Regions from separate parts of the Homo sapiens genome. Here all the other regions are linked to region 5. Evidence: chromatin loops called from intact Hi-C (ENCODE). Cell type or tissue: psoas muscle. All regions are shown on one strand.

Evidence for each region. Hi-C counts contacts between places; a loop is a spot of excess contacts. Peaks named below come from ENCODE experiments on the same cell type or tissue, not always from the same donor. Only the 100,000 strongest peaks of a DNase experiment are listed, where the experiment ranks them.
Region 1: a loop joins it to region 5, with 2.7 times the contacts of the local background. A loop is called at or near these places in 9 of 110 quality-filtered maps.
Region 2: it touches region 5 in a loop (7-fold over the local background); 73 of 110 quality-filtered maps call a loop at or near these places.
Region 3: a loop joins it to region 5, with 4 times the contacts of the local background. A loop is called at or near these places in 18 of 110 quality-filtered maps.
Region 4: a loop joins it to region 5, with 5 times the contacts of the local background. A loop is called at or near these places in 54 of 110 quality-filtered maps.

The regions. Positions count from the first base shown.
Region 1 is chr3:25,293,078-25,298,077 of GRCh38, reverse strand. It overlaps a transcript of RARB not described here. Among named protein-coding and RNA genes, the nearest start is that of RARB-AS1, 89 kb to the left of the region's middle. RefSeq lists an enhancer at 3,026-4,225. In psoas muscle, no CTCF peak of the experiment used is centred here; no DNase peak of the experiment used is centred here.
Region 2 is chr3:24,771,588-24,776,587 of GRCh38, reverse strand. All of the region lies in intron 1 of LOC107986070 (a long non-coding RNA gene), which reads right to left. Among named protein-coding and RNA genes, the nearest start is that of THRB, 280 kb to the right of the region's middle. In psoas muscle, a CTCF peak has its summit at 2,613; a DNase peak (open chromatin) is centred at 2,607.
Region 3 is chr3:25,438,549-25,443,548 of GRCh38, reverse strand. All of the region lies in intron 1 of RARB (retinoic acid receptor beta), which reads right to left. It also overlaps the pseudogene H3P10. Among named protein-coding and RNA genes, the nearest start is that of RARB, 13 kb to the right of the region's middle. In psoas muscle, a CTCF peak has its summit at 2,138 (motif pointing left); a DNase peak (open chromatin) is centred at 2,098.
Region 4 is chr3:25,019,364-25,024,363 of GRCh38, reverse strand. It overlaps a transcript of RARB not described here and the pseudogene RN7SL216P. Among named protein-coding and RNA genes, the nearest start is that of RARB-AS1, 360 kb to the left of the region's middle. In psoas muscle, a CTCF peak has its summit at 2,363 (motif pointing left); no DNase peak of the experiment used is centred here.
Region 5 is chr3:25,591,692-25,596,691 of GRCh38, reverse strand. It overlaps RARB (retinoic acid receptor beta), which reads right to left. Exons shown (of 8, transcript NM_000965.5): 6 at 2,985-3,189; 7 at 2,014-2,172; 8 at 1-272. The coding sequence ends at 76. Among named protein-coding and RNA genes, the nearest start is that of TOP2B, 71 kb to the left of the region's middle. In psoas muscle, CTCF peaks have their summits at 2,421 (motif pointing right) and 4,012; a DNase peak (open chromatin) is centred at 4,011; H3K27ac peaks cover 2,125 bases.

The sequences.
Region 1 (5,000 bases), 300 kb after region 5:
TTTGAAGAAAGAACACATGCTTAGCTGTCTTTTGTCCTATATTACAAAAGAAAGTCCCTTTCTGTGGAATATCTGAATCATTCACTGGCAGTTTCTCAAGGTAAACAGAGTAAATTAAAAATTAATGTTTCTCATATGTATACACACACACATAAGTGAATGCAATTCTTCCTCACCCCACCAGGCATTAAAAGCAGTTGAGCCCATCTGTCATTTCAAAAAGCCTCTAAAAAAGTAGAAATCTAGGACAACATCAAAAAATTTCTGAAAACAACCTCCTGGATAAAGATAAATGTTCTTCCAATGATTTGTCTTGTCAAATTAGTCCCATGCATGAGACTAGACTGGGGAATGAGGGGAAAAAATGGGACCATCTCTTGCTTTTAACAGGGGAGAAAACAAAAAGAAAAAATAAGACTATAATTACGCTGATAAAGGAAAAAAATCCCCACGAAGATCTGCTTTTCCCTGTACATGATTAGCTTTTCTTTATGAATTAGGTTTTTGATAAAAGCTGTTTCAGATTACAAGAAAACAAACAAACCATGATTCTTATGAATTCATATAATGTTACATCTCTGTGGAGGAAGCAGGAATACCTTTGACCAGTCTAAATCCAAGACAAAATTAAAAGTAAGCTGTAAGTCAAAAAAAAAAAAAAAAAAAAAAAAAAAAGAATACCTTCTGAGTACTCAGTTTTTCAAGCAACATCAGGAATAGGGAGGGAAAGGTTGTAGGGCTAAGTGAACTGATTGTAAGCTCCTTTTGTCCTCTAATTCTATGTTTCAGTTATAGGTCTAATTATTCTGCTGGTAAAATATCTAGACCTTAATTCCCTTACTTTATCCTGAGTTATTTGTTAACCATTTGAGAATATGATGAAAGCAATTAATCCTCTCCTAAGATGTACACTTGTGTGGGAACATACCATTTTGCATACCATCACAGAGTTCATGGATTTCCTGAAGTTTATATACATGGAACTCTTATAAGTCTACACAGGCCAGATAAAAGACTTCGGTCTTTAGCCATTGTAGAATCCATTTAGCTCTTTCACAGACACTATCTAGGTAGGAAATGAGAGCCCTACACAAAACTCAAAGTCTCTAGGAATCTTCTCAGTCCACGAGCCTCACGGACTGCCCATGACACTGAAGGCATATCTTCTCACTCCTGCAAAATATCTTGTCCAGGGCAGTTTAGAAGTAAAGCACTGCTAGGATAGCATGCAAGTGAGATGTCTGGCTCACTTAAATATATTATGGATTCAGGCAGGTGAACAAAAGCAATGGGACTTCCAAATTCTAACTAGTAATACATGGACCGGTTCATGGGTCAGAGTTAGAGATCCATTCTGAGAACTGAATTAAACAGTAAACAATTTGGACAGGGAATAAGTTGACCCTCCCAGTTAGAGTGAGGGTTTTTTTCCCCCTCCAGTAATCCAGATAATTTCATTCTTTCTCTGCCAGACCTTTACCACTGAATAATTACAATAATTAAACTAAGAATTTTTGAATGTTTACTACCTGCTGGCTACCATGCTAAATATATTCATGTATGAACTCATTTCAACCTCATGTCGACTTCAAGAGGTAGGTACAATTAAAATCAACATGTTACAGATGATGAAACAGAAGCACAGAGATAATTTGCCCGAGTTCCCAGAAAGCTAGGAAATAGTGAAGTTACTTCCCACCTTTCATTTCCCATGGACATAGATAGCTTAATTTTCCTCTAAGTAGGAACTTCCAGCAAAACCCTAGTTACCAGCTTCTTTGGGGGAAAAAAAAGCCTTTTTGGCAGACTCCAGGCTGCCTTGCCCTTTGAATTTTCTACTGTGGGTTTGAGAGGATCTTTCCTTGTTTCTGGAATACTTCATGATGTATGTGTCTTCTTACCCTCTTCTAAGTTTCTTCTTTCAAGGCTCATCTCAAGTTTTGCCTCTTTTGGTGGATGTCCCTAGGGCTCATTCTATTATGTAAGATTAGGCATCCTTGAACATACTTTGCTTAGACAGTTGATTCAACTAGATCCTAAGTCTCTAATATAGAAAACCATGAAAATTTACTGAGCCAACAAGATGCACTTTTGAGAAACACATTTGGTGTGTGAGGCAAAGCTCCCTTTTCTCTAAATAAATCCTCCATCTCCATATATCCTTGTTCCCGTCCTGATACTTCAGAATTCTCCGTCTAGCTGCTGTGGTAAAGGGCCTAAGGGTCATGGAACTTGTTCTCAACATATTATTTTCTGCTGTTGGTGATCTGCCTTACATTTAGATTGGTATTCATTATCTAGCATGTGAGTGTCTTAGTCAAAACCAAAGGAGAAATAGTCCCATCTTGTCCACATATCACAGCAATAAAAGTGGGCCACTGACATATCGAATCTTAGGCCTGGGAGAATTTTCATTTAATACTTAAAAGAACACAGCCCTACATATTAGGCAAATAAAATAAAAGTGTCATGAGGCTGGGACTCTTTTTAATCCCATCATACAAACAAGAGACCAGAGAGGTTAATGTCTTAGTTTGTCCAGGTTGCTATAACAAAATACCTTAGACTGGGTAATACATAAACAATGGAAAATTATTGCTCACAGTCGTGGAGCCTGGGAAGTCCAAGATCAAGGTACCAGCAGATTTGATGTCTGGTAAAGTTCTGTTCTTCATAGATGGTATCTTCTCACTGCATCCTCACATAGTGGAAGGACAAAGGGGTCTCCCTCAAACCTCTTTTATAGGGGCACTAATGCCATTGATGAAGGCAGAACCTCATCACCTCCCCAAAGCTCCACCTCTTAATACCAACACATTGGGGACTGGATTTCAACATGTGGATTTCTGAGGCACACAAATATTCTGACCATAGCAGTTAAAATGCCCAACAGTCACAAAGCAAGCACAACCAGGATTTGAACACAAGTACTTAAGAGCTCTTGCTCTTAACTACTGTACCATGTTGCCCCTCTAGCATATGAGAGTTACACGGTAAGTGGTAACACATAGTCTATATAATTTGGGTAACATATTACTCTTTTGGGAAAATGGACAGATTGTCTTTCGAGAAAAAAGCAGAAATACTTTTTCCATGAGACACAGCAGGACTAATCACATAGTAAAGGGCTAACTGGGGCACTATTATCTGTGTATACACCTCGATACCCTGTGATAAAGACCAGAGCAGGGTAAAGGCAGGGAATGAATCTGAGAGCAAATCTGCAAAGCTGGTGATTTTTCCTCTTCCTTCCCCCCTCCACTCCCTCTTCCTCCTCTCTCTTCTTTTACAGAAACAGTAGGAGAAAAGACTGGGAGGCCACGAATACATTGCCAAATGACTTCTAGGAAGCTTCCGCCAACGGGCCGTTGGAAGGAGAGAAGCTATGGTCTCTCTCCTCTCTCCCTCTGCCTTAGGTGGCTTCTCCCACAGTGACTGAATTTCCTCTGTGGTTTTAGCTCCCACTGTCTGCCCCAGATCTTAACCTCCAACAGCACCATCTCTTCCTGTAGTCCCTTCAGCCTGGGTTGGGAGAGGGGTAGTGGCTTTCTGTTGTAGCTAATGTCTGGGTGGCCCCATTCTGCAGTTTCCTCTTTTAGCTCTTACATCAACTGTATGACCAACTCCCCATATTCAATTCCTTCTGCTAGAAATAGCTGGAATGGCATTTATTTTTCCTTATTGGATGCTGACTGGTAGAGAGAATGAATTCACTACCAGGACTTGCCTAAGGCCATGCGGTAAGTACTAAAGTTAAGTTCCTGTGGTTCAAATGTCTCTCTTCAAAACCTGGACTTTTCCTACTAGAATATGCTGCTTCTCAGTGAGTACCCAAGGTTTATAAACTTAATTCTTAACGAATGACAACATAATCAACATATGGTGTTTTTTGGTTTATCTCAGTCCTCTTTGGTTTTTTGATTATGCTGATCCTTTTGGCAAGTTCTGACTTGTTCATGGAATTCTTACAGATGTGGAGCTCTTTCCTGGGAAACAGGCTGCATTTTCCTCGGTGAATCCTTCGGTGAACATCCCCTCCTTACCTCCTCCGAAGTTATTGTCTCTGTGATACTTGGGCTGAAGCTAAGAAGGCTTATTCAAAGTAACAAAGCCCTTAGAACAAATGAGAAGGGTGCAGACAACCGATGAGCCATGAGTAGCCACTCCCAGTTACGACACATGTGAAATTGAGCTCCAGCATTCTTGGCTTGAATTTCAAAAATGCAACTAGGTTGTGACCCTGTGAGGCTGGCTAGGGTAGGTGAGCAGAACCAGTTCTTCATTTTGGTGGCAGAGAACAGGCAGAAGACAAACACATACCACCTTTTTAGCCAGAACTCCTAAACCTGAGACATTTCCATTTAATCAGACGAAAGCAAAGATAGAGATACTAGGTGATGATGGTTTTAGGAAAATGGGATTAGTTATTGTCATAGACAGCTGCTTCCTATCTCTGAACTTTTTTTTTTTTTTTTTTTTTAAATGGAGTAACTCTAGCCTCGGGAAATTCTTTTTCTCTTGTCCAGTGTTCTGCAAAATATCATCTGAAATTGGAAAATGCTGTGTTGTATGTTGGGTAATAGGCATTCTTCCCATCGTCAACAATACAATAGCATCAACTACAAAAAGAAGCATTAAAAATGTTAATAACAATGAACGTTTGAGGGCTTGTGATATGCCAGGCACTGGTCTAAGTGGTTCATTATAAAACATCAACTCTTAAGGACTTTATGAAGTAGGTATTATTATAGCCTCATCTTACAAATGACAAAACTGAGTACAGATAGGTGCTCACTGCCCAGACTGACACGGCCAGTAAGTGGCATAACTGGCATTTGAACACTGAAAATTCAGAGCCTTTGCCCACATTTTTAACTACAGTACTGTACTGCTTCTCCGTAACGTATCAGAATACAGATACAGGTATACGGCGAAAAATTCTACATAACGTGTCTGATCTGGTTGCGTGACTGCACAGCCAGGCTGTGAATAACTAGGAG
Region 2 (5,000 bases), 820 kb after region 5:
TGACAGAGATAGATACAAGATCAATATAACAGAATAGAGATCCCAGAAGTAGATTCACACAAATATACTTATTTTTTTATAAAGGTGCAAAGAAAATTCAATGGAGAGAAAATAATCTTTTCAACAACTGTTACTAGAACAATTGGATATCCATATGAGATAAGTTAATCTGTATCCATAGCTTCTGCCTTACCAAATATTAAATCAAAGTGGATCATACACTTAAATGCAAAATGTGAAATTATAAAATCTTCTCAAAGAAAACATAGAAGATAATGATTATGACATTGAGCTAGGCAAAAAGTTTCTTAGAAACAACACCAAAACCAAGAGTCAAAAAATTTTAAAGATCAATTAACATTATACTTTTTAAAATTTTAAACTTTTTGGTTAGCAAAGCCAAGTTAAGAGAATGAAAAGACAAGCATGGATCAGGAGAAAACATTTGCAAACCAAATCACATATCTGACAAAGAACTTGCAACTAGAATACAGTTTTTAAAACTCTCACAATTCATTAATAAGAAACCAAACAATCCATTTAAAAAACAGAGAACAAATTAGAACAGACTTTAACAAAGAGGATAAACAGCTGGCATATCAGCACATGAAAAGATGATTAATATCATTATTAGGGAAATACAAATTAAAATCACAATTTTATATATTTTATATATATATGTAAATGCTAAAATAGCTAGACTTAAAAAAATAATGCTAAACGCCAGTGAGTATGCAAAGCAATTGGAACTCTGATATGTGGCTAGTGAGAATGCAAGATGGTACAGCCTCTTTGGGAAATAGTTTGGCAATTTCTTAAAAAATTAAACATATACTTACCACATGGACTAGCAAACCCACTCCTAGTTATTTCTTCAAAAGAAATGAAAATGTGCATTCACATAAAAACCTATATGTGAATATTTACAGAAGTTTTATTCATAGCTACCAGAAAGTTGAAACAATCCAGATGTCCTTCAACTGGTGAATAGATAAGCAGAATGGTACATTCATACAATGAAACCTTCCCCAGCAGTAAAAAGTAATGAATTATCAATACATATAACAACCTGGATAAATCTTCAATATATTTTGCTAAGAGAAATACGCCTGACTAGATGTTGTAAGGTTAAATACAAAAAGAAGTATACTGTACACAATTACAGTACTCTAGGTAGACATTTTTTTTTCTGATGTGGTATGGGTTAAGAATTCTGAAATTACTTTATGAATGGATCAGAGTTGAACAAATAAATGAATACACTGTAGGTTTCTCACTATTTGAGACAGAAGTTAAAATGAAGAAGAGGAAAAATCTAGATGAACCCCCTGATGTTAGATTTGAGCGTGTGGTATCCATATAAACTCTTATTTCTTATTATTTTATATGCAGATGAATACTGAAATATAGAGGTGTTTGTCTGCAAAGATTAGTATACATACATACATACATACATACATACATACATACATACATATAGTTTCCAGGGTTGCCCACTGAGAGAACCTAGAAACAGCTACAACTCAGTAGTAATGAACATACCCAGCTCTGAGATATTGGCTTCTAAATAAAACGACCCAGGGCACATCAGATCATGTGGTGCGAGGAAGTAAGAAAGTATTCAGAAAAGGATAAGACAGGTAGAAAGGACACTGAGGACAGCCAGGAAAATCACCCAAAGGCTGAAGCTGGAACAATTTGAACAACAAAATAAATAATGATAGTATTAGAATATAACTCATAGAATAAAATAAATATCCATGAGAACTTGCTGATATAAATAAGTAAGTAAATGGAACAGTTCTTCCCTACAGAAGAATTCTGATTAATACATTTAGAAGGAATAAGGAAATTAGAAAATATTAAACACTACAGTAATAAGAATTGTTACAGACAAGATCAACCAATGAATACTAAAATAAGTGGGTGAACATTTGAGCAGAAACATATTTTTGTAACTTTGAAGTGTCTCCTGTAGAATTGTTACTAAGGACGAAGGGAAAAATAGAAACTTTACAGTGCAGAAATCTAGCCAATACCACTTTAATCCTAGTGATCTAGTTCCCATTACCGATCATAAAACAAACTGACATCATGTATTGCCTTTTATGATGCACTGAGAAACACACATCATCTCTGTGGGATTCTTCTCAGAGGAGCCTACTTCATGCTTCCTTTATCCTTTGTAGATTCTTAGGAGATTTTTTAGTCTTCTAAGCCATAATTGTACACCCATATTATTGTCATTTTCTCATAGTTTTTATTGTGTCTTGAATATATATCTTAAACATTCACCTTTGGGCTGTTAACTTTTTAATCTAGGTTTTTCCAGATTATCTCATCTTGATAGTAAATAAAAGAGAAGTATTGAGAAGTGCTCTGTTTTTAATGATCATTTATGACTAGTGCCAATTCAGTTATAAGTTAGGATCAATAATTACTTAAAATCGCGATTGCATGGATCCTCAGGCTCAGACCATCTCTCAGTTTCTCTCTTTCTTCCCTGCGCTCTCTATGTCAATGTCTGTCTCTTTCTGTATCCCTTTCCTCTTTTTTCCCCACTATCTTTGTTAGAAGCAGTAGATCACAGCAGTTAAGTGCAGAGCTTGAGCGCCCTCTGTCTGGGGTCAAGCAGAGCTCTGCTATTTGGCCCTGTGATATTGCATGAACCATTTAACCCATCTGGCATTTGATTTCCTCTATCTGCAAAGTGGAGATAATAATAGTACCTACCTCACAGAATCAGTGTGATGATTAAATGAAATAATACAATTAAATCACTTAGAAAAAAGAGTGGTTAGCATACAGGCAGTTCTTAGTAACTATTACTTATTTTACACCTAGGTTCAGAGAATTAAACTCCATCATCAACAATTTGGATAAATCCACTTTCTTATTTTCTCTCTTTTTTGATAATGAGCATCTCCTATAATTCTCCATTCTTTCATGACAACCACTCTACCCTATTTAATATATGTTTTTGGAGATATAAGTTTCCTAGGAAAATATATTTTATATATTGGTATGGCCTTAATTTACATATGCCCTATTTGTTGCATTTTGAAAAAATATAAAATATATAAGATACATTTTAATTTTAAAATATATATGCAAATTTCTGTATGTCCATTTTGTTCAATGGTTTTCAACTGTGAAATCACTTCGAGAACTTTTAAATAACACCAATCCCCATTCTAGATCAATTAATCCAGGCACAGGGGCTTAGGCATTAATAATTCTTATTTTATCTATTCATCTATTTATTTGAGACAGGGTCTCATTCCGTCACCCAAGCTGGAGGGCAGTGGCACCATCATAGCTCACTGAAGCCTCAAACTCCTGGGCTAAAGTGATCCTCCTGTTTCAGCCTTCTGAGTAGCTAGGAATACAGGCACATGCCACCATGCCTTGCTAATTTTTAATTTTTTTTTTTGTAAAGATAGGGTTTTGCTATGTTGCCCGGGCTGGTCTCAAACTCCTGGATTCAAGCAATCCTCCCACCTTGGCCTCCCAAAGTGCTGGGATTGCAGGCATGAGCCACTGTGCCCTTCCAGGAGTTTTTAAATTTCCTCAGGTGAGCAGCCAGAGTAAGAACCACCAAATTAGTTCATGGCTTCTAATTGCTCCGTAGTATGCCTCCACCATCGTTCATTCATTCATTCATTCATTCATTCATTCATTCATTCCTTGGTAGTGGATGCCTCACTTTCTTCCTGTTCTCTATTAACTACATGCAATGTCTTAGTAAACATCCTCATACGTGTTCCTTTCTGGGTCTGGAAAAGATGTGTTCTGGGTTATAGACACAGAGGGGAACTATCAGCTTGTTGAATTTATGCACTTGTCTAAATAATGCCAATTCTCTCCAGGGTGTGTGCATTAGTTGATTCTTTCACAAGAGTGCATGATGAGTCTGTTTTCTCCAAACCGTAAGACCTGGAATGTGCAACCTCTGTTGTAGAGAAGAGCCACATGCTTGGTTGAATGCTCTCCTATCATCTTGAAATTCTTAATAATTTTACTTGGAGCTTGTGGTTTACAAGTGAAATCAGATGGGACAATGGAGCAGGTAGAAGCACACCCAACAGAAGTAGAGCCATTCAGTTGTGGTTTAGAAGCAGCTCACTTAAGCATGGACTCAGGCATATGTTCATGGCAAACATATACCTTGAGACAAATGAGATGTCATTTGAAGGTTTTGAATAGAGGAGTGACTGATTCATCTGCCATTTAAAAGATCACTCTAGCTGCTGTGTTACAAATAGATGAGGAAAAAAGAAAACACTTAAGAAGCAAGTTCAGTTATAAAGTTAGGAGCCTACTGCAATAATTAAAGAAAAATCATGGATTCCTAAAGTTGGAAGCAATAGGGATGAAGAAAGTTAGATTTAGATATAATTTGTACTAGCATCCCAAAAGGGGTGCAGTGAATGCCATCTACTCCAGGCGCAGACAATAAGTAGAGAATTATCCGTAGAGAATTCAAAAGTGACATTAAAACTAACTAAAAGTCAGTTTGCTTTTTATTGTTACCATGAACTTGCAATTGTAAATAATGTCAGTGATAAAATACTCCTCTGAGAAGAAAAGCTCTTTAGTCTAAGTTTTAGTTCTACACAAGTGCTGTAGTTTCTGCTGAGTTTTAATAATATACATGTGAGCTACAATTTAGCATATTTTAAATTTCTTATCCTTTAATAAACACTGTATGCCAGATGGAAGTTATTTCCAAGAAGCTCCAGTTGCACGGTTGTCGTCCAACACAAATGGACTCAGTTGCCTGCACAAGTTTTGAGAAAATGTTTACGTGGTGTTGAGGAATTGCTGGTGCACACTTCAGGGGCACGACTTGGTGGTACCACCTATCTCTGCAGTTAGATAGGAGATTAAGAATACACAATAGCACAGTGATTATAAATGTGAAGAGACAGAATTTGAATTATCTTAATTCTGTAATTTGCTGTGACCATTTGGAGTTTTCATTTGTGTTTAAAATTTCT
Region 3 (5,000 bases), 150 kb after region 5:
CTCCGCCTCCCGGGTTTTAAGCGATTCTCCTGCCTCAGCCTCCTGAGTAGCTGAGATTACCGGCGCGCTTTAGCTTTATTTTTATTTACTTTCTTCACACCATTTCTAGGGATAGGCCAAAAAAAAAGGGGTGGTGGGGGGGACAAGGGGGAGCAATAATGTCCTGGCTAACAGGAAGTACCATCAGAAAATCTATTTCTGTGACCTCAAAGTAAGTGCCAGTAGCCCAGGGAAATATTCCACTCTCATGTTTTCAGGCCAGTTTGCCAGCAAATGCACTTATAAGGGCTTACTTACTTTGCCATCCCAGCCAAACTGAACCTCCCAAGTTTTTGACAGCCCCCATCAAGTTTACTAGAGGTGTTTTGAATAACCAAAAAATATTAGCTCACTTGAGATGTTCTCAATTTCGTTTTCACTGAACTACACTCAGCATATTTCTGAGCACCTACTGTGTGCCGCACTCTGGGTTATGAGCAGAGGACACACGTAAGCAGGAGGAGGCACCCGGGGGAGAGCTCATGGTATTTCCCAGAAGGCAAACTGAGGCTTCCATAGAATATGGCCAGTTCCTCTCTGCCTCCCTGAAGTTTGTTGAAATGTTCAAGCTGAGTTGAAAGCTTGAAAATGTTGGGAGATACTCTGCCCATCTCAAAACCAAGCAGGTGTGGAGCACGGGAATAGACATCGTATGTCTCCATGATTTGATTGCTACAGGGAATGTAATTCCCGCCCACTGAGATTCTGCAAAAATCTTGGTTTAGCTGTGCAAACTAAATGTTAGCAAAACAAGTGCTAAATACTTGCCAGGCCCCAGGAAAAATAGTTCCACCCAGAAGGAAAAGGAGTTAAACAATGACTGAAATCACCACCCTACAGCATTCTGTTTACATTTTCCTGCAGTCTGTTTACCTGCTACATAAAGGGATAATTAGAGCTTGTTAATAGCCATAGGAGAGAAGAGTAAAGGCTGAAGGGAAAAAGGAAATAAAGAAAATGAACAAATACTGAAAGAATAATAATAGCTGAAGTATGTAGAAGTGAATTGTTTAATACAGTAGCCACTAGCCATGTGTGGCTATTGAAAGTTAAATTAATTAAAATAAAATAAAATTGGCCAGGTGTGGTGGCTCACGCCTGTAATCCCAGCACTATGGAAGATCGAGGCGGGTGGATCATGAGGTCAGGAGTTCGAGACCAGCCTGACCAATATGATGAAACCCCGTCTCTACTAAAAACACAAAAATTAGCTGGGCGTGGTAGCGCGCTCCTGTAATCCCAGCTACTCAGGAGGCTGAAGCAGGAGAATGGCTTGAACACGGGAGGCGGAGGTTGCAGTGAGCCGAGATAGCACCACTGCACTCCAGCCTAGGCAACAGAGTGAGACTCCGTCTCAAAAATAAATAAATAAATAAATAAATAAATAAATAAAAATAAAATAAAATTAAAAAGTCACTTCCTCAGCTGTATTAACCGCATTTCAAATTCCAACAGCCATAAATGGCTAGCGACTATGATATTAGACAATGTAGAATTATAGATCCTTTCCATCATTGGAAACTTCATTGTAGGAAGTTCTATTGAAGGGCACTGATATCGAGTATATTAAAGGGTTGTTTATTAGAACATACATGTGGGTTCAACCATAGTTTACTGAGGATCATAGACCAAGTACTATATTAGCACTGGGAAAACAGAGGTAAAAAGCACAATACCTGAACTCAAAGACTCTCAGTTTAGTGAGAAGACCCAGTCAACAAAACAAAACAAACATATGCAAAAGGAGAAAAGGGTGAGAACACAGAAAAGAAACCTGGTAATTTTAATGGTAGCTATGGCAGTAGGTATCCAGGTGTTTGCAGTAAAGCTGTTGTAACTTTTCTGCATTAAAAAAAATTCATAAAATATCGGGGAATTGGATTTGCAGTTGGGGCTCTCTGACGCCAGCGCCACCTCTAGTTCGCCGAGCTCTGGGCGAAGGAGAAGGGGGAAAGTAAGGAGGTGTCCATACCACGGTTCCTACAAAGCACACTACTCGAAAATCCAACCCGTGGAAAAGCATCCGGGAAGAAACTGGCCACAAAAGCCATTCACGAGAGTGCGCCCTCTACTGGCGGGGTGGAGAAACCTCATTGTTACAGGCCTGGGACTGGGGTACTCCGTGAAATTAGGCTTTATACGAAGTCCAGTGAACTGATTCGCAAACTTCCCTTCCAATATGTGGTGCAAGAAATTGCTCAGGACTTTAAAACAGATCTGAGCTTCCAGAGCGCAGCTACTGGTGCTTTGCAGGAGCCAAGTGAGGCCTATCTGGTTGGCCTTTTTGAGGGCACTAACCTGTGTGTTATCCATATCAAACGTTTAACAATTATGCCAGAAGACATCAGCACACTGCATACGTAGAGAACGTGCTTAGGAGTCCACTATGATGGGAAACATTTCATTCCCACCCACCCCCCCGAAAAAAAATTTCTTCTTCCTGTTATTGGTAGTTCTGAATATTAGGTATTTTTTTCTAATGCAGTCAAAAGGTACCTAGGTATATGATTGCAAGTGGAAAAATAGAGGACAGAAATTAGGTATTGGCAGTTTTTCCATCTTCATTTGCGTGTGAATTTTTAATATAAATGTGGGGATGTAAAGCATTAATGCAAATCAAAATGTTTCAGTGAACAAGGTTCAGTAGTTCAACTTTATAATAATTATAAATAAATCTGTTAAATTTTTCTGGACAATGCTAGCATTTGGATTTTTTTTTAATTTTTTATTTTTGGGGGGGACGGTGTCTTACTCTGTCATCCAGACTGGAGTGCAGTGGCGCGATCTCGGCTCACTGCAACCTCCGCCTCCCCGGTTCAAGCGATTCTCCTGCCTCAGCCTCCTGAGCAGCTGGGACTACAGGCGCGGGCACCACCACGCCCAGCTAATTGTTGTATTTTTAGTAGAGACGGGGTTTCACCACATTGACCAGTCTGGTCTCGAATTCCTGACCTTGTGATCCACCTGCCTCGGCCTCCCAAAGTGCTGGGATTACAGGTGTGAGCCACCATGCCTGGCCTGGATTTTTTTTTTAAATAAATTTCTTTTTTTTTTTTTATTTTTTAGACAGGATCTCCCTCTGTTGCCTAGGCTGGAATGCAGTGGTGCAATCCCGGCTCACTGCAGCCTCAACATTCCCAGGCTCCGATTATCCTCCCACCCTAGCCTCCCGAGTAGCTAGGACTACAGGTGCGTGCCACCACGGCCACATAATTCTTTTTGTAGAGACAGGGTTCTGCCGTGTTGCCTAGGCTGGTCTCAAGTGCCTAGGCTCAAGTGATCTGCCTGCCTCGGGCCTCCTGAAGTGCTAGAATTTCCGGTATGAGTCGCCATGCAAGCCTAAAACAAGTTTCTTATTGACAACTATGTATATATGTAAAAACAATCTATTTACTGAGCATCATGTGTCAAATACATTGTCTTATTTAAGGCTTTAAGACTGATCTTAGGCTTTCAAGGGAGGTGTTATGGATTCATTTTAAAGATTAGAAAAAAACCAAAACAAAACCTGGAGCTCAAGCTTCCACAGCAGGTACAGTGCACGAAGAATGTCTACCCAACCTCACTGTATCACACTGCAGGGTACCATGCTGTATTTCACTGCATCACATGTTAGCGTCTTACAGATTTAGATCTGCTTCCACTTAGAACCCACTACACGACTTCTAGCAAGTCACTTCAATTTGTCCACCTGTCTCTTTTTCCTCAAAATATATAATTCAGCAACAATTAGATTTCAAACAAAAGAAACAGGTAGAATACGGTATATGAAAATTCAAAATACAGAATACATTCCATTTAAGACATATTTGAGCGGGACACAGTGGCTCACACCTGTAATTCCAGCACTTTGACACGCCAAGGCAAGCAGATTGCTTGAGCCCAGGAGTTTAAGACCAGCCTGGGCAACATGGTAAAACCCTCTCTCTCCAAAAACCTAGCCAGGTGTGATGACACACACCTGTAGTCTCAGCTACATGGGAGGCTGAGGCGGGAGGATTGCTTCAGCCCAGCAGGTTGAGGCTGCAGTGAGCTGAGATCATACCACTGCACTCCAGCCTGGGCAACAGAGCGAGACCCTGTCTCAAAAAAATAAAAAATAAGACATGTTTGAAGTCACTGAAATGAGAGCATTATCTGAGAGGCCAATTAGATGCACTATGATTCATGTAAGTTTCACTAAATGGTAATGGTTAACTTAGGTTTGGGATCCTCTGCACACAATAGATACTTAAAATACCTAGCAAATAAACATTAATTCGACTTTACTATCAGAAAGTTTTCTTTCTTCCTCTTTGTCTTTTACTTTTTTGCTTTTGGTAGTGGAAGACAAAATAGCTCCACTTAATGAAGAGACACTCTCTAGCACAAACACTTAGCACCCATCTTTAGATAAGGGTTACCAGTAAACTAGAGTAACATGAAAAGCCCAGTTTCCCATCTCTCATCTTCTTGTGACTCTTCAGTAAATACCAGACTAATCCTGGTCTGAACCCCCTGAGCTACAGCAGTGACTAGGCCAGCGTAGACTTCAACAGCAAACAGGATGTAAAAACAAAAGGGCAAAAGAGTAAAATAGCCTCATAGTTTGGGCAGAGTTTCCTCCACAATGTAAAAGACTGGTTTATAGTAGAGAAAATAATGTAATCAGAGGAAGCTATGCGAGTTACAGTTCTTTACCTCTCTTTTTCCTACCTTTCCCCTTAACCAAAACACTCGATGGTGTTTTATTCTTGGGATTATTAGGGCATGAAACATTTTTCAGGAATTCTTCACTCAGCTGACAGGATGACAACTCCTGAAGCTGAGGACCCCCAAGTGAGTAACAGCACATGGAGCCTAGAGAAAAGCCTTTCATGGGACTTGAAACCACACTCTGCCCCTTACAATCCGTGTTATTCACCTTCCCTGAGCCTCCATTTCCTCATCTGTAAAATGAAGATGACATCTCACTTATAGGG
Region 4 (5,000 bases), 570 kb after region 5:
ATTCACACTCAGAAATAGTTTCTAAGTATTCTGATAGTTTTATTAACTAACAGTCAATAAATAATGGTAATCAAATAATTGTATTTTGGCCGCACCTACTAAATCAAACAATCCTTTCAAAAATTAGAAAAGACAGATCTAAAGTTTCTCAGGGCTGCAAAGAAAAATCTACAAAAGTCTTATGAGTTTCTATGTGTTTTAATTAACCTAATTTTCTAATTTGAGACTCAGGGATTAGGCTGTGATGGAAGGCTCATTGGAGAGCATGTTATTATGGCTGATTAATACTGGAAGACTCTGAGAGTAGAGCTTGATAGTCCCTAGGGATTATCTAAGCCCAGTTTCTTCATTTCACAGATGTAGAAAACAACATATGGAGAGCCAGGGAATTGTCCAATAACAGAGTTAATGGTAAGACTCAGACTATGATATCAACACATACACACACAGTCACACTCACGTAATCCTCTACCCACCTCCCCAAACACCCACATCTAGAGATATTTCTGCATGTATTACTTTTTAATGTACCCTAAATTAATTTCTCCAGATTGTTATGTTGTCATTTGAATAACTGTTTAGATAGCCGCTCTAATCTATTGAGGTTTCACTGGATAACCTCACAGAAGAAACTTCCACTCTGTCCTTTCATAGCTGTCTCACATACAAACATCCACATACCACATCTATAGACTTCACACACCTGGCTAATCACAGTGGCAGGACGCATCCCAAGTCCCTAATAATAGTGACCCAGAGACTGAAAATGCAAATTCTAGTTTTGATTGGTACACAGGAAGGATAGACTCCCTTTGTGATGTAGTCCTAACCCCTGTGTTTCCCTTATGTTGAAGCAAACTCAGCTGCGTCGGTGTATCCTGTGAGTGCTCATAAACACATACTGAGCTATTAGTCCTAGGCCTTTATTTAATCAATAAAGGACAAAGCCAACATTCGTCTTAACCTCAGTAAATAAAAAAGACAAAGAAGCCATCATTTTAACCGCATTAATCAATCAATCTCCTACTCAAGTGCTCAGAAATTATTAAATAGGCTTCTTGATTAAGCAGACTGAAGTTAAGATTGTGGCTATACTTTTCTCACATTACTGTGGAGTATAATCCTGTACCCAAGGGTTGCATGTCACAAAAGGTCCCAAGGTTATGGTAACATCAGGCTCTTAAATTAGGCCTACTATGGACTTGAGACCCAGGCAGGCCAAGTAGCCACAGAAAGGGGACTCCTTACTGAAAGAACTGAAGCTGTTCTGGGCTATTAGAGTAGCTGCCTATCAATACCCATATCTCCCTCCCTCTACCCATTTGTCCCTCCAATTTGTAATCCATGCAGCAGCTAAAGTGATTTGGGCAAATCTGATCAATCTTCTTTGCTTAGGGTCTGGTGATGATCTTCTGTTGCTCCGAGTATGAATATAAAGCTCCTTAGTTCTCTGAGGTTCTGCACTATCAGGCCACTCCTGACATATCTGTCCTCATCTCCGACTGTCCACTCCTGTTTCAGCCACCCTAGCTCCCTTCACCAGCTCTTTCCCACCATGCTGCTTCTTGCCACTCATCTTTACACAATGCCATTCCCTCTTCCTGGAGTACTCATTGTCATCTTGTTAACTACATATCATCATTTCAAATGTCAGCTCTTCAGGGAAGCCTTCCCTGTCCTCCCTGTTTAGAAATTCAATTAAATCTACAATGTGATGCTATATACTCAACAGAACGGTTAAAGTAAAAAAGACTGAAAGTGCCAAGGGCTAGTAAGCATGTAGAGGAACTGGAATGCTCTTGCATTGCCAGTAAAAATGCAAAATGATACAGCCGCTTTGGAATAGTTTGACCAGAGTTTTTAAAATTAGAAAAATTTAAAAAATTAGAAACTACTCCCATTGCCCATTAACAGCATCGGTGATAAAATATGCATATAAATGAAATCCTATACAACTTATACACAAAAATATGGATGTGTCTCACAAAGGGAATGTTGAGCAAAGAAAGTCAACACACAAAAAAACACAAGCTATGTGATTCATTTTATATACAAATGGAAAAACTAATTAATGGCTTTAGAAGTCCAGATATTGGTTACCCTTAGGGTGAGTAATGACAAGGGTGGCCAAAGGAGGCTTCTGAGATGCTGGTCACGTTCTGTTTGTGAAAATTTATTGAGTTGTACATTTACGATTTCGTTACTTTTCTACATGTACACTATACTTGGGTTTAAAAAATTCAAAGCTCTCCAGTTTCTGGCAGTAATAAAAACTTGTTCTTTGTTGCACTTATCTCTCTTAGGATTTTACCACCTACTTGTGTCATTGCTTCATCAGTGCCTCTGTTGCCCTCTAGAGTCTAGACTGCAAGCTCCATGTAATTGGGAAATTCAGTTTTTAATAATCATTACTACTTGGTGCCTAACTCAGTATTTATCAAATATTTGATAAATTAAAATGTATAAATACAATCTGCCTCAGTAATTCAGAGCATGAACCTGGGAAGCAAAGGACCTATGTGTTAAAACTCATTTTGTAAGACCAGCCATATTTGGCTGAGTGAGATAGTGACTTGTGTCTTTCTGGCCAACACTGTTTCTTTGGCACTCAGTACAACATTTGGACATTATAGGTCCTCGAATTTAAAAAAAAAATTTGAACAAATGGAAAACTGAATGTACACCTAAATGGATTGGGTATTTTTTTTTCCAGTAAAAAATACTCTCAAGTGAATGAAAACACCAAGATGAATTGTTTATTTTTCCTATCCTGGTTGCAATAAACTAGGTATATAAGCCCATTACTAAGTCTTCAAACCACTGCCCTGAAGGACTCTACCTCTGCTTCTCTTTACTTATCACTTCCTTGTCCCAGATCCCATTAGCATGGGATGTTGTTCTGGTGAGTTTACGGCTTTTAAGGTGATTCTTAGCTCATTTACAAGCAGAGATCTTATGGTATTTTTGATCTGACTAAAAAAAAGGCAATAAACTGACTTTCAAGTGACAAGACTACAAATAAGTCAATCTTCTACTTTCTCAGGTAATACCAGAAAAAATCCTTGACTGACATAAATACAGAAACTTCTAGGGATGGAGATTCAATGCTTACATACATATTTAGGATAATTTCCTGCTTTAGGATGTAAAATTAAATTTGCATTAGTAATATATTACCTTCAGGAGTACTATTCCTTCTCATTTCAAACAATAGTGTTGAAATCCTTCACATAGATCTTTTACAACAGCGTTCACCATCAAGAGAACTACATTTTCATAATCTAATAATTTTTCAGAATACATCATTTTACTTTCATTAGAGATGCTCCACTTTTTGAATCCAAGTAAAATGATGCCACTAGAAAAATCTAAAATATTTATTTATTTATTTATTTTGAGACGGTGTTTCACTCCGTTGCCAGGCTGGAGTGCAGTGGCACGATCTCGGCTCACTGCAACCTCTGACTCCCTGGCTCAAGCAATTCTCCTGACTCAGCCTCCCAAGTACCTGGGATTACAGCAACGTGCCACCACGCCCAGTTACTTTTTGTAGAAAAATCTAAAATATTTTAAATGAGATCCTCAAGCATTCATTTCCAAAATATCAGGATATGTGACTTGTTTATTCATTCTATAGGTGTTTATGGGTGATCTCCACAACATAAGCACTGCTCTATTACTTTTGAAGGTGATCTTCAAAAGCCTATATGCAATGAAATCAAACACCATATTACATTTCTTTGCCTTTTTTTTAAAAAAAGAAAGGGCTTTTCATGTGACCACCATAGGTATTTAAAACCAGCATCAGGGAAGGATATATTAGACGAATTTGCTTTCTCCAAACAGGATTCCTGGTTATTCAAAATAAAGTGATTATGAGACTGTGCCGTATATGAAGATGCTTTATAGAGGTGCACCTGTAGTCACAGCTGCTACCTTGCAGGCTGAGACAGGAGGATCGCTTGAGCCCAGGAGCCCTGGGCTGTAGTGCACTTTGCTGATCTGGTGTCTACACTAAGTTTGGTATCAGTATGGTGACCTCTCAGGAGCAGAGGACTGCCAGGTTGCCTAAGGAGGGTTGAACTGTCCCAGGTCAGAAACAGAGCCTGTCAAAACTCATGTGCTGATCAGCAGTGGGATCATGCCTGTGAAAAGCCACTGCCCTCCAGCCTGAGCAACCTGGTGAGAACCCACCTCTCTCAAATAAAATAATAATAATAATAATAATAATAATAATAATAATAATAATAATAATAATAGAGAACTTGAGTATACATCTGTACCTTTTATTCTGAGGGCTTGTTTTGGGTAAAATCCCCAACTTATACTTACTCATATAAGAAAGGTCATATTCTCTGTGTAAGTTGGAAGAGGTCACCAGTGAGATAAATGCACAAGAATGACATAATCTGTTTCCCCAGGGTTAAGAGTATGAAAGTTGGGCTGAGAGTTGAGAGTCTCTTTAATCTCCCAAGCTCCCTGCTGCCTATGAAACAAGTGCCCCCATGGAAGACCTCACAGAACTCAGAGCCAGCTGAAGCTCAGATCATCCAGCGTTGGTCTGCTTTCCAAAATGTGCTGCCCTCCTTGGGTACCCTGTTGTTTATCTTCCTAAGTAGCAAAGTAATAACCAAGTTATGCCTCAGTCTTCTCCACCCTCGCCCTGCAGCAAGAGGGAATAGAAATGAACACCTTACCTGTCTGTCTTTTGAAAGAGCTACAAGGTTTGGTTATTGTCTATGCTTCTCTCTGAGGCACAGATAAAAAGCCCTGATATTCACATTCACAGCACATCATGTATTAATGCAAATTAAGCTTTCTGAACCTTGAGCTACAAAGAATTATTTTTAGAAGGTTATAAACCCGTGAAGAAAAAAAAAAGGGAATTTGGCATCACTGGCACTCTCATAGATAAAAACTGGATTTCTTATGCCAATCCCAACCGGACCCCACTAGCAATTGCATGGCTTATCTCCCTCCATGCTACCCTTTGTCTATCA
Region 5 (5,000 bases):
AAAAATGTTTTTTCTTGCATTTTAAATCCTGGAACTGAAGGTACTGGGGAATGTTTGAAGTAGCTAGAAAATGTCTTATTGCACGAGTGGTGACTGACTGACCCCACTGTTTTCCACTGAGCTGGGTGAGATGCTAGGACTGTGCTCTGCTGTGTTCCCACTTGAACTTGGGGTCAAGGGTTCATGTCCTTCAGAATTCTCCAGCATTTCTTGAATGAGAGGTGGCATTGATCCAGGAATTTCCATTTTCAAGGTAATTACACGCTCTGCACCTTTTCAAAAGAGATAATGGAAATATGGTTAAGATAAGGAGTTAAGCTATGACAGATAACCAGGGACCAATTTTCATATATTTTAACAGAGGTGTTTCCTAAGATTCTTGCTTAGGAATTATGAAATGTAGATATCAGGTGGCTTTTTGTTGAAAAAGATCTATCGATTACTATCACACTCATAAATACAAAGAAAGATAAATGTATTTGGAATGGGAACTGCATCCACCAAAAATCATGTGTTAGTTTATTGCAAAGTTAGTTAGATTGGGTTCTCAACCAGCTCAGACTCATAGTATGTTGATAGAGAGGGTCTTTTTATGATCTGCTAGAACTTCATTCGTCTTTTATGCAAGCAATAACTGATACAATTGCTCCTTTTGATAACAGAAAATTATGCAAACAATGCCTCCCAGAGGCTATCCTTATTTTACACCATTAAAACATTTTTACTTTGTGGAAAAGCAGCTGAGATATGGTGACGTTTAAATATGATGTCTTAGTTTCAGGAAATAACAATTTACAAAGAGAAGTTCCTGATGAAAGAAGTGTATCTTGAAAAAGACAGGTTGATGGCAGTTACCCACAAACAGAGGAGTTCACGATGTGCAGTGACTATTGACAACTAGATTTAGCAGCACTCTGTCCAGTACAATACCCACTAGGTAGCTAAATTTAAATTTGTTAAATAAAATGAGAAAAACAGTGCCTCAGTTGCATAAGCCACACTTCAAGTGCTCGAGAACCTCTTGTGTCTGGTGGCTACTGAACTGGACAGTACAGATTATTTCTGTAATTGCAGTAAATTCTATTAGATATCACTAGTCTAGTCATCTATACAGAATGATAGTATTATGTTAAACAGCCTCATTTTTAAAAATCAAAGATACCGTATTCACAACCACACTGGTATCTGCTGTTTACTTCTACTCTTAATTCCATGCAAGGATGAATTCAGAATGCTCATCTAGGAGACCTCTTAGAAGGAGCTCGAGTTAAGACTGCTTGTCAAACAAGTTCCCTGTGCTTTTAAGCACTTTCTGAAATACAGAGTTTATTCCTTGGCTAGCAAACATCTTCAGAGACAGAGTAAGTAGTCTGATGGGGAAAGGAGAATGACAATAGCCCATTTGGTACCAGGGATAGCTGCTGAGTTGTCTCTCTACATAGAAAAACCTTACTGTTAAACACTCAACTGTGATATGGATCTAGGCACCTCTATTAATTGCTTGAGTTGCTACATAAACAGAAAATCACTAGGCAAAGAATATACCTCTTAGGCAAGAATTCCTTTGCTTAGAAGTGTGCAGAAGAAAATCTGCCTATATACAAAAGAGCAATGGCTAAAGTGATTGAGAGAAACTTAACAAAGGTTTAGATATTCAAGAAAAACTGGAGTCAAGGTAACATAAACCAGAGATGTGTAGAAAGCTGGAATTAAATGTATGAACCTAGAGAATTAGCCTGTTTTAGTACATTCTCTTGAAAACAATGTTTTTCTAATCAGTCATGAATTTTAAAGCTCTCAATCGTTAAGATAATTGAATAGGGTAAGATTTGAGGTGTTTTTTTTTTTTTTTTAGAGGGGGGAGGGATAGTATTTCCTTTTGATTTCAATGAGAAATGAGTTCCAAGACTTTAAAAGCAGCCATTAAACATCCTGAATTGAATAAAGCAACACAACCTGGTAAGGCCCTCAAGTCCACTGTGTGACTACAGTACTGAGAGCACGAAGACATACCTTTAGCACTGATGCTACGGAGATCTGTGATTTTCATTAAGATCTTTGGAAACATGTGAGGCTTGCTGGGTCGTCTTTTTCTGATATAAATTTTTAGTGCTTCCAGCAATGGTTCTTGTAGCTTATCTACTTTTGTCGGTTCCTCAAGGTCCTGGCGGTCTGGATACCAGGAATAAAGTATTAAACAAAATCAGGATTTATGCCCTTTTCCCCTCTTCCTTGTTTCCTTATTCCTACTGTTATGAGTTCATTAATTTGGTAATTCAATTACATACACAAATTTGCAGACTTATGCAGTTGCTTTAAGCAGTGATACTTGAAAAACAAAAAAAAACTGCCCCCCCTTGGTAGTATAAACATTTTGATGCCTGGTTGCTTTTGTCCCAGGGAAAGAATTACCTCCTTTGACCAGAAGGTGTCACTACCAAACTGAATTAAAACAAATCTTGAGCAGGATGGTTATTTTAGCATAAAATAAATCTGCTCCTTAATTAAAACCATTACTTTTTAACCACTTACGATTCAGCCTCCTATAGGCCAGTAGGGGTCACTACAAAGAAGAAAGCTAAATTTTATCCCAGTCCTGCAAGGGTTGGTGGGAGGGCCCAGCCAAATACTTGTATGCCTACCCACTAGATAACAAACAGCACATACAAGTCCCTTGTCATCATTCAAATGTCCCCAGACAATTCATTTTATAATAGTGTGATCCTGCCTTTAAGAAAAAAAATCTGTGGCAATTGGAGTAATAGCTTTTTGGGATTTCTTTCTGAGCAGAAGGATCCCAAATACCATTAGTTAATTTGTAACAACATGGAAAAATACAATGAAACCAGGCATGTATGCCTGGCTTTATTCACATGTTTTCCCATGTAAAACAACTCCAAAAGGGAAATGAGGAATTTTTCACAAATTACAAGTATAAACTGTTCTTCATGGAATTTCATGAGGCTTTTCTACATAGTTGGTACCTCCACAGATTAAGCAGATGGCACTGAGAAGGCCTGTTTCTGTGTCATCCATTTCCAAAGGCAGGAGCTGGTTGGCAAAGGTGAACACAAGGTCAGTCAGAGGACCAAATCCAGCATTGTGCATCTGAGTTCGATTTAGGGTAAGGCCGTCTGAGAAAGTCATGGTGTCTTGTTCTGGGGTATACCTGGTGCAAATTCTAAGAATCTGGAAGGAAAAAAAAATTGATGGATGTTCTAAGCCATCCTGTCCTGAAATCATCAATCAGATGTAAGCAGGAAATAACATGAAGATTTCCAAGGAGCTCTTGGGGCAGTCTGTCCCCCTTTCACATGTTGAATGTCTTCTTTAGCTCTTTCATTAAGAGACTACAGAAGTCAAAACCCAGGGGCTAAAGTTTTTTAGGAAACACTAAACAGGACATAAGAAATTTTGAGAAATATCTTTTTAAAAGTAATTCATTACTTGACTCAAATAAACATTTACTGAGTGCCTAATTATGTCCCAGGCACTGTGCCAGGTGCTGGAGATAAAAAAAAAAAAAGATGAATAAGATTCTATTTTTTAAGAGCTTACAGTCTGCAATAAATGACAATTTATTAAATGCATAGTATATATCAAGTTTTGTACATACCCTACATTCAATCTTTCAAACAGCTTGGTAAAGTGAATATTATTCTTATTTTACAAATGAAGGACTTAAGGCTCAGAAAGGTTAGGTGATGTGCCCAATGTCACATAGTTAACATGTAACTGAATCTGACTCAAACCCAAGTTAGGCTCTCTCTCCCATGATGCCTCTGATCACACGGTTACACAGGCAGCTGTAATACAAGGGACATGAGTGAAACCAGCAAGGTACTAGGGAGTTCAGAAAAAGGAAAGCTCAGAAATAGCCAGGAGGAAATCAAGGGCAGATCCATAAAGAGGTAGCATTTCAACCGAACCCTAAAGTGTAGGCAGGATTTCTACAGGCAAAAAGCCTGAGTCACTCTGCCAGAGTCTCCCAGTCCCACCCAGTGTATGCTTGACACATAACCCTGTTGGCCCCCTGGGGCGCTAGCTACTAAGGAGACTCTTGCTCACTGCCCTGTGCCTCTAGGCCTCACTCAGAGCAAAACAAACTAAAAATGCCTTGCTTCTGTAGATACTCAATCCTGGTTCATGTTTCCACTGCCCTATTAAGCCTAAATGCTGGTAAGGAGCTCCGTGCATTGCAGAGCACTTCCCCACCCAGAACCACATTTCTGCACCGACAATAAAGGGTCTCTGCTGACCAGGTTTCCATACTTGACTTTTCTCTCTGAAAAAGTTTCAGAGCTGCTTGAAGCACAGAGAGAAGTAAATCCCACCTGGACAAAAGTGAATAACTCAGGAGGTTGAAGAAGTTGAAAGTTTTTCCCAGATAATGGCATTCAATTTGACTGGGTATAGTCCTGTGAATGTCCACCTCAGTGTCAACCTACAGGAGGGCAGATGTGATCAGAAAGGCCTGCATTATTCCTGTTACACAGCCATGTGCAGAGAGGAGTGGCCTCTGAGGAAGACACAGGACCTCTACCTAGGAGGAGTAGTAAAGCCCTCTCCATCCTGCCCATATTCCCATCAGGTCTCCTAAAAGAAAAACTTCTGTCAAATCTCTCATCTTGTCAGGGAAACACTGGGGGTTTGGGACCAGGACACTTCCCATGGGGAAGACAGTCCTATCTGACTGGTGGTGGATCCACAAGAGCCTCAAACCCACTGGACCACATGAACCATGATGGGACAGTTGTACTGCAATGGTCACATGCTTTTGGGTTCTCTAAATCTCCAAGAAGGCAGTGACCTAGGAGCCAGCCTTCTCCCTACACAAAGGACTCCAGCGTGGATAAGGAGGAAGGCACCAGGACATCCTATAGAGTGAGGGTGCAGCAGCGCCTCTGTTGTATATATTTTTAAAAGTCTGACTTCAGTGTCTTATTGGTTAAAACTCCGAGAGGAAAACTGAATGAGTAAGCCCTCTTCATCCCTAACAT